Regions from separate parts of the Homo sapiens genome. Here regions 1, 3 and 4 are each linked to region 2. The links are chromatin contacts, found by Hi-C in ENCODE. All regions are on one chromosome and are shown on one strand. The core of a region is the stretch at or near the end of the contact, and the rest is flanking DNA. Distances in the headings are between cores, read along the strand shown.

Region 1 (3,823 bases), core at 636-3,135, 1.1 Mb after region 2:
TTATACAGGCATGAGCCACCACACCCGGCCTTGTCCTTTTTTTTTTTCTTTTTTTTTGAGAGAGGTGCCACTCTGTCGCCCAGGCTGGAGTGCAGTGCCACAATCATGGCTCAGTTCAGCCTCAACCTCCTGGACTCGAGCGATTCTCCCACCTCAGCCTCCTGAGTAGCTGGGGCGACAGGCATACATCTGCACGCCCGGGCTAATTTGTGTGTGTGTGTATCTTTGGTAGAGGTGGGGTTTCTTTCTTCCTTCTCCTCCTTCTCCTTCCCCTTCTCTTTTTTTTTTTTTTTTTTTTTTGAGACAGAGTCTCACTCTTGTCGCCTAGGCTGGAGTGCCGTGGCATGATTTCGGCTCACTGCAACCTCCGCCTTTCAGGTTCAAGCAACTCTGCCTCAGCCTCCTGAGTAGCTGGGATTACAGGCGTGAGCCACAGCACCTGGCAAATTTTTATATTTTTAGTAGAGACGGGGTATCGCCATGTTGGCCATGCTGGTCTTGAACTCCTGACCTCGGGTGATCTGCCTGCCTCGGCCTCCCAGAGTGCTGGGTTTACAGGCGTGAGCCACCACGCTCGGCAAGATGGAGTTTCGCCATGTTGGCCAGGTTGGACTCGAACTCGAACTCAGTGGTTCCGAACAACTTGGCCTCCCAAAGCGCTGGGATTACAGGCATGAACCACCGCACCCCAGCCCAGCATTTGTCCCTTGGTGGACTGCTTTATTTCACTTAGCATAACGTCCTCAAGGTTCATCTATGTTGCAGCAGGTGTCAGAATTCCCTTCCTTTTAAAGGCTGAATAACATTGTGGTATACACCCCATTTTGTTTATCCGTTCATCTGTTGGTGTGTATTCAGGCTGTTTCTGCCTTCGGGCTGTTGTGAAGAATGCCGCTATCAACATGGGTGTGAGAATATCTGTTCAAGTCCCTGGCTATATTTAAATTCTTTTGGATATTTAGCCAGAAGTGGAATTACTGGATCATCTGGTAATTCTATTTTTGATTTTTTGAGGAACCACCAATACTATTTTTCACAGCAGCCGCAGCATTTTACACTCCCACCAGCAATGCACAAGGGTTCCATGAAATCACTAATTTTATAACATTTTTCCTGATTACATGTTCACTGTAGAACATTTAGAAAATGCAAGAAATAAAATTTAGAAAATTAAAATTCCCCTTATTCTACATACCGGGACATGACTTGAATTTTTATTATCCCCAACAAAGGGAAGAGAGCATTTTTTTGGGACGATTGCGTTGCTATAGTGCCGAGGCCTGCCCTGCCCGGACCTTATTCTCAAAGCCCCGCCGATCCCGCCGTCCCCGCGACCCCAAGCGTCAGCAAAGTTTATGCAGTTGAACTGGATTCTGAGTATATCTGTGGATAGTTCCTGGGAGAGTCGCAGATACGACACGGGGTTGTCACATTCTCTATGGGTCTGTTTCCTCATCTTTAAAAGCCATCTCTGCGTTGCTAAGGCAAAGCATAAAATGTTTGAGGAAAGCGACTTTTCTAGAAAGCACGTTCTACAAACACACCATCCACGTTCCAAACTGAGCTTCGGTGTTTTGACTGGAGGGCACCTGAGGACGTCAGTACGGTCCCGCAAAGACCAGCAACCAGATTGGCAAGCAGGGGGCAGGAGAATTTCCCGCCCCATCTCTTTAGTTGTCTATTGGTTGATTTTACCATCAGTCTCCCCTGTCCTCCTATCATCGCCGCTATATTTGTGTCTCGGTGCATACTCTCATTGGCCCTACCTGCAGTCGCTCTACGTAAGGGGCGTTCCAGAGTCAGCCACTGGGAGTCGCTGGATTCGGGTTTTAAAAAACGCCGGCCGTGAAGTGGGCGGAGCGAGCGATTTGAACGCGAGCGGCGCGGACTTCTGCCAAGCACCGGCTCATGTGAGGCTCGCGGCACAGCGTTCTCTGGGCTCCCCAGAAGCCAGCCTTTCGCTCCCGGACCCGGCAGCCCGAGCAGGAGCCGTGGGACCGGGCGCCAGCACCCTCTGCGGCGTGTCATGGGCCCGCGCCGCCGGAGCCGAAAGCCCGAGGCCCCGAGGAGGCGCAGCCCGAGCCCGACCCCGACCCCCGGCCCCTCCCGGCGGGGCCCCTCCTTAGGTAACCGGCCGCGGCCCCATCTCGAAGAGGAGAAAACCGAGGCTCGCAGGCGGAGCCCGGATCTCCCGAGTCCCGATCCCGTGGCACTTCCCTGTTGGGGGACAACGCGGTTCCGCCGTCCGGCATCCGCTCCGGGCACGGGCGGTGCCAGCCCTGCGAGGGGCTGGAGCAGGCGGTTCCGAAAGCGGGAAGGGACCGGCTTAGCCACTTGGCTCCTAACGCCGTCTTCTTGTTAGGACTAGTGGTTACCCAGCGCCCACCGCCCACCGCCAACCAGGCATTGCCTCCCACTGTTCGTGCGTTATCTCAGCTTCATATTGTGCCCATTTTACAGCTAATGAGAAAGCCGAGGCACAGGCCAGAGAGCTTGAGCAGAGTCACACAACTTGGTGTTCTGGCGGACACGGGATTTCCAATCCTCTGTGTTTGTGCATTTTTAAATTGCAAAAGTATTGACTGCTTTCGGTGACGATTTCAAACAGGAGTCCTCTTAGGAGGTGTCTTTCAGGGGTTTTTTTTCCCTTCCGGGAGAGGCTGTTAGGCCTTGAACCGAGGCCCTCTGCGCTGCTCACTCTGTTGCCTTCCAGAGCTTGTGTCCGGGAAAAGGGGCCGAAGTCTGTGTCTTAATTGTCTATGGTGGGCTGGTGGATGGGAGACCCAACGGCAGGAGGAGGCAGATGCCTGTATGGTACATGGTGGCAACAGCTGCTTTACTTATCTCTTAACTCTTGCTACGTAGCTATGAGGAAGATGGGAAGTGTATTGTAGTTTATTTGTTTCATTGCTTTTTGTAGAGACTGGGTCTCCCTGTGTTACCCAGGCTGGTCTCAAACTCCTGGCCTCAAGTGATCCTCCTGCCTGGGCCTCCCAAAGTGCTGGGATTGCAGGCATGAGCCACTGTGCCTACAGGCTTTTTTGGGTTTTTTGTTTTGTTTTGGAGACGGAGTCAGGCTTTGTCGCCCAGGCTGGAGTGCAGTGGCGCGATCTCCGCTCACGGCAAGCTCCGCCTCCTGGGTTCACGCCCTTCTCCTGCCTCAGCCTCCCGAGTAGCTGGGACTACAGGCGCCTACCACCACGCCCGGCTAATTTTTTGTATTTTTGGTAGAGACAGGGTTTCACCGTGTTAGCCAGGATGGTCTTGATCTCCTGACCTCGTGATCCGCCCACCTCGGTCTCCCAAAGTGCTGGGATTACAGGCGTGAGCCACCGCGCCCGGCCGGCTTTTTGGTTTTTTGTTGTTTTTTTTTTGAGACCCATCGCCCAGGTTGGAGTGCAGTGATGCCACGAGGGTTCACTGCAGCCTCAACTTCCCAGGCTCAGGTGCTTCTCCCAGCTCAGCCTCCCGAGTAGCTGGGACTACAGGCATATGCCACCATGCCGGCTAATTTTTTGTATTTTTAGTAGAGGTGGGATTTTGCCATGTTGCCTAGGCTGGAGTAGGTTGTTTCTAGATGTTGCTGTTGCGAATGGGATTTTTTTTCTTTCCCAAAACACGAGGATTTAACCTTTGCTTCCAGCCAACTTGCTGAATTCTCGTTCACCCTAGTCGTTTTTAGTTGCTCCAGTTGGAATTTTTAAGTAGACTATTATGTCATCTGCAAATAACTTTTGAATCTTCCGTTTTCATTTCTACACATTTTATTTATTATTGTATGGTACTAGTAAGGCCCTGAGACTCACTAAGAGTGGTGTTTTGG
Region 2 (3,671 bases), core at 369-2,868:
GGACCAAAATGAAAAAGTGTTCTCTAGACAACACTACCCTCTTCCTTCTCAAGTAATAGAAAAAGCCAATGGGAGAAGGAACAAAATGGGATGATCTCAAGCAACAGGCCAAGGAGCAAGCTCTTGAAGGCCAACATGAAAGACACATGGGAAAGTGGTAGCATGGCCACAGAAACCAAGACCTCGCCGCCTTAGCCATTGCTTTAACGTGCCCAGACCTCAGAACCGGGGTTGCCTCGCATAGCAAAAAAAAAAAAAAAAAAAAAAAAAAAAAAAGAGGCAGAGAGAGAGAACTTGTGGAACAGGAGAAATCCAGCAACCTTCCCTAACACTAGAGTGACTGACACTGCTCCATGGCAAATGTGGCCAAACCTTGCTTGTCCATTCATTCATGCAATAGACACTTATGGCTCAACCGCTGTGAGCCAGGCAACATTCTGAAGATTTAGCAGTCAATAGTCATGGAGCTTATTTCTAGATGGGAAGGAAGGAAACTTCCTTTCTTTCCAAACGTCTTTTTTCCCCATCTAAGAGCCCCCTTTAAATGTTACCCGTAGGAGCCTTCAAAACTCTCCCAAATTTCTCCCATAGGCTTCTTTTGACCTTTCTGCTTTATCCCCAAAACCACGCAATTTATGGCTCCAATTTCCCAATACTGGGAAAAGACAAAAGAGACCGAAAGTAAATAGGGCATGCGACATAAAATTCGACGCTCCTTTGTATTTCATGTGCATATCTTCACAGCCACACTGTCAGCACCTCAATAACATGACGGTGTTCCATACTATTTCGTGGCCCCAGTGCTGACTACGGGTCTCTACCTACGGTAGCTGGAAGGTCTTCCTAATCCCAAGGCCTGGCACAGGAATTTAAGGGCAAGTATTCGTCACCGGCATCCTCGTCTCGGGACACTTCTTTCCTGTCCAGGGTGACCTCCTGGACAGGTTCGCTATTAGGCGCCTCGGGAAACAGTGATTTGGGGTGATCTGAAATAAATACCCTTCCCTCTGCCAGGGCCTGCCCGCCTCACCTGCCCTCTGCCAGGACCTGCCTCACTCGCCCCTTCAGCACCTAACGCAGAGCCGCCTCCAGGCGAGCCGGGCTCGGGCAGCATCAGCCCGGCGCCGGGCCCCCGCTCGCGCCCGTGCCCCGGCGCGTTCCGGACCCCGATACCCCTCCCGGCCCGGGATCCGCCGCATCCCCTCTGCCTGTCCCTCCGGGGCTAGCCGCGCCGTCCCACCTCGCAGCCGCGCGCGGTGCAGCGGCCCCGGCTCCCCGCGCCCTCCCCGACTCCTGCAGCGCCGCACCCGCAGGCTCCCGGGTCCCCAGTCCCGGCGCAGCGCGAGCTGCCGTCCCGCACCTCGCGGGCGCGAGGCTCCAGCCCAGCTCGTCTCCCCACAGCCCCGGCGGCGGCCGCAGACCCCCACCTTGCTCACTTCCCCGCCGGAGCAGGGGTCGTCGGGAAGGTCTCCTGCGGCCTCACTCCTCCGCACGCTCCGGCCCAGCCCCCTCGGCTGAGGCAGCGGCAGCGCCTACTCAGGCCCCGGAGCCACCCCCGCGGCGAACGTTCGCAGCGCCCGGCTCGCGCCGCTTCTCCGCCCGGCACGCGCAGCGCCCGCCCCCGGCGCGAGGGCGCGAGGGCGGAGGGCGGAGGGCGGATGGGCGGGCGCGCGCCCAGCGCGAGCGCGCGGCCGGGGGCGTGGCTTCCGCGCGCGGGGAGGGGGCGGGAGCGGCCGAGCAACCCCCCTCCACCCCGCCCCCGCGGCCGCGCCCCGCCCACCGGTCGCCGGCGGGTTCCGGGCAGGCGGGAAGCTGGCTCCATCCAGGCTTCTCCCGCTCGCTGGCGTCGGGCCGGGTGTCTTTCCATCCGCAGGTATCCGTCGGCGGGGTGCCCGGCCCGACGTGACTACCCGACAAAGAATGCAAAGAGCCACCCCGTGAATCATTCTCCGCGCCTGGGTCACAAGCCTGTGCCCGAGTGACCCCCGTGAACTCCGCAAGCTAGCCCAGCCGCGGCGTGCGCCCCGCGCTGCACCAGGTGCCTGTGGGCGCACGATCACGGTCACGGCGCCTGGGCTCGAGGCGCCCCAAACTTAGCGGGGAAAACAGCCATGTACACAACCAAGTCCGATGACCCGTGCAGAGCCAAGCCACGGTGCGATGCTGGCACAGAAGCTAGAGACGACTTCTGCTTGGACGCCGCAGAGGGCTAGAGGCGGCATTTATGGTCAACCTCGAAGGAAGAAAAAGAAGTCCTAGGAGGAAAAAGGGAGGACATTAGGGCTGGGAAAACAGTTTGGGCAAAGGAGCCGGGGCAGCCAGGTTTACCATCTCAGCACCAGCTTTTTTGTGTTTTACTGTTATCCATCTTTTATAGAATTCTTTCCAAACTGTGAAATACAGGAGATGGTGCCAAATTAGAATATAGCAAGGACTTTTTGAATGGTTCAAATGGTCATTCTCAACGTTACTTAAGACTCAAAACAGCAACGTCCTTTGGGGGCTATTGGTCAATGATGAAGGCTGTAAGCTCCAGAGCTAAGCGACCCCAGGCCTGCATGCTGGGAGTATGGTTTTCACTGCTTTTTGGCACCTTACGGTAAGGCAGATCGTGCCACCTCCTGCTGCTGCCTGCCTGCCTGCCTGCCTGCCTTTAGAACACCCTCTTCCTCCTCCTCTCCTCTTTTTATTTTTAAACTCCTATGGTGAAGGAAATGCTGATAACCAACTTTGTTAAATGGGAACAAATAGGTTCCTCAAAAGATGAGCATTTTCTGGCCTGCCGCGGAGGCTCACGCCTGTAATCCCAGCACTTTGGGAGGCTGAGGCAGACGGATCACTTGAGGTCAGGGGTTCGAGACCAGCCTGGCCAACATGGCGAAACTCTGTCTCTACTAAAAATACAAAAATTAGCCGGGCGTGGTGGTGTACGCCGTAATCCCAGCTACTTGGGAGGCTGAGGCAGGAGAATCGCCTGAACCTAGGAGGCAGAGGTTGCAGTGAGTCGAGATCGCACCACTGTACTCCAAGTCTGGGCAAGAGAGTGAGACTCCGTCTCAAAATAAATAAATAAAGATGGACATTTTACCTTTTACCTTACATATATGAAGTGTGTGAATATTTTCATGCTTGAGGAGACTTATCTCTTGTAGGCACGGTCTTGGCTATGTTTTGTACATATTAAGATACTCAGAATACAGGTAAGAGACCTCTAGCTTCTTTATTTGCCCTTTTTGAGCACCCCCTATGTGGAAGGCATTGAGAGGGGTAAAACATTGATTCTGTTCTTTGGAGAAAAGATGTGTAAATAATATAAAATAAATGTGTAAATATCGCTTGATATGTTCGGTTTATTGATTGAAACCAAGGTAATTTCAATATGTGGACTAGACAATCCTAAACCATAAGGGAATTAAATACTTCAAGGACACTGTATTGGCATCTCTCCATCTCTGTTCTCTATTTCTTCACCTCCCACATCCTCAGAAAACTTTTCAAACACCTTTCAATCATTCTCCCCCTCTCACTCCAAAATTACCAACTTCTCTTTACTTGTCTCTTTCCTTCATCATCTATTCATGTTTAAGCTTTTCCTGTCCTCAAGAAAAAGGAAGAAACCCTTTCGCTGTCCCTCTAGATTCTGCTTCAGTTACTAGTCCCTCTCTGAGTTT
Region 3 (3,782 bases), core at 284-2,783, 1.7 Mb before region 2:
AACTCCTTATTGTGCTTCAACAGACACGGTCTCATGAGCAGTGAGATTTGAACTCACCACAGGCTCCCAAAATCACTGAACAGGAGATGAGGGAGGTGGTGGTGGGGGGAACGGCATGGGCCTGTAGGTGAGGATCAATCTCAATCTGAGTCCCCGCACTAAAGACTTACAAATAAATCCCGATTTAGGCAAACCGAGACTTTATTCGGAAAGGATTATTGCAACAGGGGGGAAAAGGACTATTGCAATAAGGGTGGAGAACTATTGCAATAGGAAGAAGGACTGTTGCAATTGGGAGAATGCTGGACTATAAAATAAAAAACAAATCTGGATATACGTAAGGAGAGAGTTCAGTGGAAGAGATCCAAGAAAAGGGAAAGAAACTATTGCAACTGAGAGTGGGGATTGGGGGAGGCTACAGCAACCGGGAGAACTCTCCAACCATGAGATCTGCAGCGATCTCCTGGGTCAGGCAGAAAAGGGCTTTCCTTTTACAGAGATGAGTGAACAGGGCTAGAAAGACCCGGGTGTGGGGAAGTGGGGAGAAGACTGGAGGTGGCAGCGATGAGACTATACAGAGACTGTTTCCCTGGGGTCCGTCTATTTTCAGGCGGTGGATGAGGAGGGCTGCTCGCTGGCTGCGGCTGAGGCTCGGTCACCGTGTAGAGAGGCCCAGGGAGAGCTGCTTCACTCAAGTCCTGTCAAGTCAAGGCAGCCGGGATTTGTCCACATCGTGAGTACAGGCAGGTCAGCTAACTATTTGCGAGGCGAAGAACTGGAATTTAGAGGGTCTGGGCCTGACCTTGTCACAGCTAACGACGGGGGCATCCTTGAGTCCTGACAAAGTCACATGCGGAAGGGCGGTTGCGTGTAGTAAGTCCTTTTAGGAACACAAAGGGGCCGGGCGCGGTGGCTCACGCCTGTAATCCCAGCACATTGGGAGACCAAGGCGGGCGGATCACCTGAGGTCAGGAGTTCAAGACCAGCCTGGCCAACATGGTGAAACCCCGTCTCTACTAAAAATACAAAAATTAGCCGGGCGTGCTGGCAGGCGCCTGTAATCCCAGCTACTCCGGAGGCTGAGGCAGGAGAATCGCTCGAATCCGGGAGGCGGAGGTTGCGGTGAGCCAAGATCGCGCCATTGTATTCCAACCTGGGGGACAAGAGCGAGATTTAGTCTCAAAAAAAAAAAAAAAAAAAGGTGGGTGGGGGTTTCTTCAACTTCGTTGTCCACAGGGCTCAGGTCAAGTTCAACATTGTCAGAATGCAGGGATGTCTCTCCATGGTTTCTGAGGCTGAGGAGGTACCCAGGTAAGCACACTCTGGGTTCTCTGGTGAGCACACACCGAGCTGCCTGCATCTCCCCTACCCATGAAGGCAGCTAGCCGCCGGGCCAGTGGTGGGAAGGGGAGGCGGCCATTAGCGCCGTTCCCGCCGGGACTTGAAGCGCCCGGCCGCGGCAAGCCCCGCCCTCGGCGCGCCCCCGCGTCCGCGCGCGCTCCTCGGGTCTGCGCGGAGCCGGCGTCGGCGCGCGCTTGGGCGCCTGGCGAAGACCGAGAGAGGCTGGCGGGATCTCAGCGGCGCGGCCGCGGAACCTGAGGCGGTCTGGGGCGGCGGCGCTCCGGCTCTGAAGGGCTCCAGCCAAACGGAGCCCGCGGCCAAACGGTGCCTGCGGTGCCTGAGCTGAGTGAGGCCGAGGCCGGGAGGCCGTGCCCGGAGGTGAGCGTCCCGGGGCCGCGCCGCGTCCGGCGGGGTGAGGGCGGGGCGGGGCGGTCGCCTGCCGGCTGGGGCCGAGGGGTCGCGGCCTGTGGCTTGGCCGCCGCGGATCGTCGGTGTCGGGGGGAGTCTCGCTCCGGAGGGCCGCGTGTTTGCGACTCGGGAAGGGGCGCCGGCGGCGGAGCCCGAGCCAGGGTCCCGCCCAGCCCAGGTGAGCGGCGACCCCGAGCCCCTGACTCGCCTGCGGCTTGACTTGCGAGCTAGCTGAAGGCACAGCTCCTGGTTCTCTCGCAGGGCGTTCCGAAACTTACAGTTATGCGCAACACAATGTTTCTATTTTCAAAGGCGAACGCTGCACGATCGCAGTCCAGTGATACAAAGTATGCCTATTAGTGACTTCACCCGACTCCCACCACTCACTTTCTCTGATGTTTTGAAGGCCTGGTGTTCGCTGATTTCACGTTTCCTTAATTTCTTCTTTGTGCCTTTTTTTTTTCCTTTTCGCTGCCAGTAATAAAAGAGTTTATTACTTGTCAGCAATGATGAATGTTCGTGTGGCATCCAGCGTTGAGTTCCTATGTACGTAATTTGAGATAAGTAAAGATAGGAAACTGCTGATTTGTTTTGATGCGAATGCAGAAAATAATGTGGTAGTATGAAGTCTGGCCGGTTGCAGTTTGTTTTTAGGGGGGAAACTTTAAAAGTTCATGTTGTGTCTTCTTTCTAAATATGCTGAAAGTCGGATTTATTTAAAAGGCAATTAAATTCAGTGAATACAGAGTATCTTTTTATAACACTAATGTTAGTGCTAGGCACTGGCGGAGTCCAAAAATGTGTAAAAAATGTGTGCAGGAGGGAGTGGTTAAGCACACTAATGATATGAGGCTGACTGCAGTCCAGTGTTAATGGAAGCTCACACTTACTGAGCAGTTGTTTTCAGCTGGGCACTGTGGAGGGTACTTTACTTGCATTTTAATTTAATAATGTATAATAATTAGCATACACTTGATTTAATTTTTTTCATTCAAAAAAATTTTAGTACCTACTGTGTACTGAATGCTAAGGATACAATAGTGACAATTACAGACTCTGCCTTTAGACTCTACAGTGTCATTGGGCAAAACAGATATTAAGCAAATAATCAGGGCCCGGAGCGATGGCTCACGCCTGTAATCCCAGCACTTTGAAAGGCTGAGGTGGGCAGATCACCTGAGGTCAGCAGTTCTAGACCAGCCTGGCTAACATGGTGAAACCCCGTCTCTCTCTACTAAAAATACAGAAATTAGCTGGGCGTGATGGGGGGCGTCTGTAATCCCAGCTACTCAGAAAAACTGAGGCAGGAGAATAGCTTGAGCCGGCGAGAGGTAGAGGTTGCAGTGAGCCAAGATGGTGCCACTGCACTCCAGCCTGGGTGACAGAGCGGGACTCCATCTCAAAAAGTAAAATAAAATAAATAATCACACAAATAAATGCCAATAAGCAAAGACAGAGGCTAAAATAAAGAATGTAAGTTGTTTGTGAGAGAAGGTAACAGGGGGACTTATCCAAGCTGGGAAAGTTTTCCTAGGAAAGTAATCTTTGAGCTTAGATATTAGGGATAAATAGGAATTAGGGGAAGATGACTCCCAAAGGAGAGAAGAAAGGCTCAGGCAAAGGAAATAGATGGCGCGGAGGCTAGGGAAGATGGTCATTTCAGGAACTTCAGCAGTTGTTGTGTGGAAAGCAAAAGGGTGCTGTGATAAAGTAGGTTAGGGCCAAAGAGATGATGCAGGGCTTTTTTTTTTTTTTTTTTTTTTGTTACAGAGTCTCGCTCTGTCACCCAGGCTGGAGTGCAGCGGCACGATCTTGGCTCACTGCAATCTCTTCCGGATTCAAGCGATTCTCCTGCCTCAGCCTCCCGAGTAGCTGGGACTATAATGCGCGCCACCATGCCCGGCTAATTTTTGTATTTTTAGTAGAGATGGAGTTTCACTGTGTTGGTCAGACTGGTCTCAAAATCCTGACCTCTGGTGATCCACCCACCTCGGCCTCCCAGAGTGCTGGGATTACAGACGTGAGCCACCGTG
Region 4 (3,948 bases), core at 740-3,239, 1.2 Mb before region 2:
AATCTTAGCACTGTGTGTCTTGAGGATATTTTAAAGTTAATTACGACCCCGGGCTGCAGAGTGGGAGATTGGAAGAAGGAAATTCAGGAGTTGTTTTGTTAACAGTTGAAGCTGTGGAAATAAACAGTCAACCGAAGCCAGAGGAAAGGAAGGAAAAAAATAAAACCTTGAGGATACCAACATTTTTTATGGCCCCGTAAAAAAGGAGCAGCCCAAGAAAAGTGCAAACGAAGGCAAGTTCAGAAATCAGGTAGAGAGACTCATATTGAAGACAAGGGAGGAGAGTTTCAAAAAGGAGGAGTTAGCAGTATCACGTGCTGTAGAAAGGCCACACGACAGTAGGACTGAAGTGGCCACTAGATTTGGCCTTCAGCACTTACTAGAGTCTAGTGGAGACAGGAGTACCTTGCACAAGTGGCTCATTTGTTGGCACCAGAGGCTAGAACAAGGCACTTTCACACAGTCTGCATTGGACTAGATTGGGAAGTAGGCCCTACATTAGGGGACGAAACTCATGAGTGCCCGGGTATTTTCAGCTATTATTGGGGATAGGGACTCTGCGGGTGGCTAGAGGTACTGCTAAGCCAGAGCTCAGGAGATGCACCTAGGGCCCCAGTAGTAGGTCTCCGATAAGAATCAGGGGAATGAATATATAAATGAATGAATATATGAATGCATGTGGGGGTGTGGTCTAGCGATTACTTTATGAGCGTGACAAGGATAGGAAGAGGATGGTGAAAGCATACAGTAGTACCTGCCTGTGAAAGAAGCTGCCCGTCGACTCAGAGAGCTGCCACGGAGATTGGTGTTTTCAAGGCTGTCAGGTTCCCCAGTTGGGAGAAGGGTGGGAAGGGCTTAAGGATTTACAGAGATTGATTTAGGGGAGAACACACAGGAAGCGAAACAGCAGGAAACGCCGGGAGACAGCAGCAGCAGGACAGGATTGAGGAAGGGTAAGAGTGCGAAATGGGGTAAGAATAAAAGAAAGGAATGGACAGATGTATGCTTTACAAGGCACTTCCACGGCGAGTGACTCATTCATGCTTAGGACAACCCAGGGAGAGACATAGGTATATATTGCATTGCCAGCCTTTGGAATGCGGGATGCGGTCCAGATAAGGCCATCGCAGCTCAGAGAGGCTGTTCAGCCGCTGTTCGATTCCTCTGGTGACAAGAACACTCTACTTTTGGAAGTAGCACTTCTATTAGAGAAGTTAAAAAAAAAAAAAAAAGAAAAGGGAGATAAGAAGAAAGGTGTGGGCCCCTTGAGGGGAAAGATCTGTGAATGACAGACATTTTAGATAATTCATGGAATTGCAGAGCCAGAACGGGTCAGGCAGATCTTTTCATCTGTAAAACGAAGGGGGCAGACGATCTTCCTTTTCTCTTGTCTAATAGCCTGTGAAATCATCTAGGCAACCACCTCCCAATTTTACAGAATAAAAAACGAGGCCCGCGGGATATGTCTCGCTCAAAGTAACAGAACGCCCGAGTGGAGGGACAGGCCCGGAGCCGACTCCGCCCCGTCCGCAGGGCCTCTCGCCGCTCCGACACCTTCCCAGAAAGATAAAGAACAGCGGGAGGCGGCAGGCCCGGCGGCCTAGCTGCGAGCGCCCTGGTGTTCGAGGCCGCTTCCCGGCAGCAGTGGGAGGAACGCCCCGAGGGGAGGGCAGGAGAGGGGCGGGGAGGAGTTGAGACGGGCGGGGAAGAGTTCGGGCCTCCTTTCCCACACTTCGTTAGGACGCCGGCTGGGGCGGGCCGGCAGAGGGCGCGGGGCGGTTCCTCGCTCGGCGGGCCCGGCAGGCCCGGCGGGCTGGGGGCGCGCTGTCCCGGGCGCACTGTCGGAGCTCGCGGGCACCGGGTCGCGGCGGCCCGGGCGGCCGGAGCCGGCAGGGGAAGTGCGGCGGGCGGGCAGGCGGGCGGCCGGGAACGGGCGGGGCGGGGCGGGGCGCGAAGGGGGCGGTGCCGCGAGCGGGGGGCGGTGGCGGCGGCGGCGGTGGCGGCCGAGGAGGAGAACATGGCGGCCGCGGAGAGCGGCTGAAATGCCTGTTCTTCAGGCCGGGCGAGCGGGAGTCTGACGCGATTTGCTGAGCTCTGTCCTCCGACGGCTGCCTCGCGGCCTTGAGGGCCTCCGCCGCCTGTTCGCTGCTGCTCCCTCGAGCGGAGCCTGCGTCAGGTTCCCTCTGCATCCCCCTGCGGGGGGACCCCTGCTCCGGAGGAGGGGGCCGGAGAGCCGCGGCGCCGGGCCCGAGGAGCGGCGGAGGCCGGGGCGGCGCCGCCGCCACGGTCGCGGACGAGTGCGGCGCCGGTGAGCGGGGCCCAGAGGCGGCGGCGGCAGGTGAGTGGCGGGCTGCGGGTGCGGAGCCTCCCGGTGGGTGCAGCTGTCACGAGCCGCGCGGCCGCGGAGGCCCTAGGGGGCGGGGAGCAGCTGGCGCCCCTCCGCCCCCTGCTCTCCTTTCTCCCGCTCCATCCTCCTCCCACTTCCCCGAGTTCCCCTCGCGGCCCGGCGCGGCTGGAGGGGGCGGAGGTCGCAGCTGTCACGGGCACCAGCTGGGGGCTGCTCCCCGCCGGGGGAAATCGCTGCAGCAGCGACTTCTCTCCGCCTCTTTTCCAGTTGCCCTAGTTAGCGCGGAGAGGGCGAGCATCCGCGGAGGGGGTGCGAGCTGCGCGGCCGCCTGCCCGGCGTGGGGAGCGGGCGCCCCGGGCCGCCGCCGAGAGGGGGAGCCGGAAGTCGGCGCGGGCGCCCCTCGGCCCCGACGACGCCGTGACCTTGGCCGGCCCGCTCACCTCTCGGAATCTCGCCTGCCGGGACCGCGAAATGGGGGCGACCGCGGCGTCCCTCTCCGTCGGCGCAGCCCTCGACGGCGCTTGGGTTTGACCCCGGCGCGCTTGCTCGCCCCTTCTCCCGAGAAGGGGTTTCGGAGGTAGACATGGGATGGATACTGGACATGTTCCTGTCGCGGCCCGGGTTTGGTCCCCTTCCTGGGATTCAGCCGAAAGGGCCGAGGAAGGGAAGCAAACATGTTGACGAGGCGATTGGGAGGTGGGGTTGGTTAGTGGGCAGTGACAGAATTCGGGCCGCTCTCTAGTCCCTTGTAAAAGACCTGAAAAAATCGGACACCCAGGGTCTCCAGTCCTTACTACCCAGCTGTGGTGGCTGCTTTTTTATTTTATTTAAAAGCAGTTACCCCCATGGGTAGACACTGCCCAGTCTGACGACGTTAGAGGGAGACGGAGGGGTTGACAATACAGCCTGTGTGTGTGTGACAAGGACAGGCCACGGTGTTGTGTCCGGAGAGTTTCATGGGGAGGAAAACTTTAAGCTGGAGGATCTGTTAGCCTCTCATGCTTGGCCCTCCTCGTTTCTTGTAGAGGTGTTGAACAGGCAGGTGTCCTTGTGCAGAAGGTGACATTTTTTCTTCGGAGACGGTGAGTTTTTAATGTCGAGTGTGATGTTGGTGAGTAAAGGGTTCTTGAGTGAATTGCAGTCCCAGCACCCTCTGTGGATGCCAAGAGGAATCTCTGTGGCGATGATTTGTGAGGGCTGGTGCTTACATTTCAGTGATTAAGAAATCAAGTGTCTGCTTAAAACATTACTGCCGTGAAGCGTAGATTATATGATACAGTTGAGGGATGGATCTCAAGGGTTAAATTTGTTTGAGGTTTGTCTCCTCTTCTGGAATTGGTTGGAGGCTAGTCTCAAAAAAAAAGCAAACAAAACAACAACAATAACAACGAAAGTTGGCCAGAGGGGCCTCCTATGATGTTGTAGGAAGGGGGTCGGATTTCTTCATGTTGAGAATAATGTGAAAAGAAAGTATTTGCTTAGGTCTCTTGGATCTTCAACTAGAAATAGTTTTGGGTTAAAGGTAGCAGTGGGGTTTGATTCAGCTTAACAAATAGGCATTCCTTGAACTATTTGCCATAAATTAGATAAAATGGAAGTGT

What was found. Hi-C counts contacts between places; a loop is a spot of excess contacts on that map. Pooled maps may share reads with other maps.
Region 1: a loop to region 2 is called in a map of CD4-positive, alpha-beta T cell, with 4 times the contacts of the local background. The contact joins the promoter of CENPA here to the promoter of DTNB in region 2. A Hi-C loop is called at or near these places in 3 of 168 maps with a recorded cell type or tissue (CD4-positive, alpha-beta T cell, naive thymus-derived CD4-positive, alpha-beta T cell and posterior vena cava) and 4 of 50 pooled maps.
Region 3: a map of CD4-positive, alpha-beta T cell shows a loop between it and region 2 (9-fold over the local background). The contact joins the promoter of UBXN2A here to the promoter of DTNB in region 2. A Hi-C loop is called at or near these places in 4 of 168 maps with a recorded cell type or tissue (CD4-positive, alpha-beta T cell, CD8-positive, alpha-beta T cell and naive thymus-derived CD4-positive, alpha-beta T cell), 1 of 37 single-sample maps with no recorded cell type and 7 of 50 pooled maps.
Region 4: a loop to region 2 is called in a map of B cell, with 9 times the contacts of the local background. The contact joins the promoter of NCOA1 here to the promoter of DTNB in region 2. A Hi-C loop is called at or near these places in 3 of 168 maps with a recorded cell type or tissue (B cell, CD8-positive, alpha-beta T cell and naive thymus-derived CD4-positive, alpha-beta T cell) and 7 of 50 pooled maps.

Annotation. Positions count from the first base shown.
Region 1 is chr2:26,784,171-26,787,993 of GRCh38, forward strand. CENPA (centromere protein A) reads left to right here and starts at 1,886. Exons shown (of 5, transcript NM_001809.4): 1 at 1,886-2,126. The coding sequence starts at 2,027. RefSeq lists enhancers at 287-1,056, 1,318-1,417, 2,508-2,557, 2,618-2,667 and a silencer at 2,068-2,177.
Region 2 is chr2:25,671,959-25,675,629 of GRCh38, forward strand. It overlaps DTNB (dystrobrevin beta), which reads right to left and starts at 1,619. Exons shown (of 21, transcript NM_021907.5): 1 at 1,428-1,619. RefSeq lists silencers at 1,068-1,997, 1,362-1,656.
Region 3 is chr2:23,938,930-23,942,711 of GRCh38, forward strand. It overlaps UBXN2A (UBX domain protein 2A), which reads left to right and starts at 1,534. Exons shown (of 7, transcript NM_181713.4): 1 at 1,534-1,719. RefSeq lists silencers at 1,344-1,539, 1,401-1,500, 1,561-2,040 and an enhancer at 2,171-2,280.
Region 4 is chr2:24,489,265-24,493,212 of GRCh38, forward strand. NCOA1 (nuclear receptor coactivator 1) reads left to right here and starts at 1,990. Exons shown (of 23, transcript NM_003743.5): 1 at 1,990-2,338. RefSeq lists silencers at 1,643-1,982, 1,960-2,118, 2,273-2,762.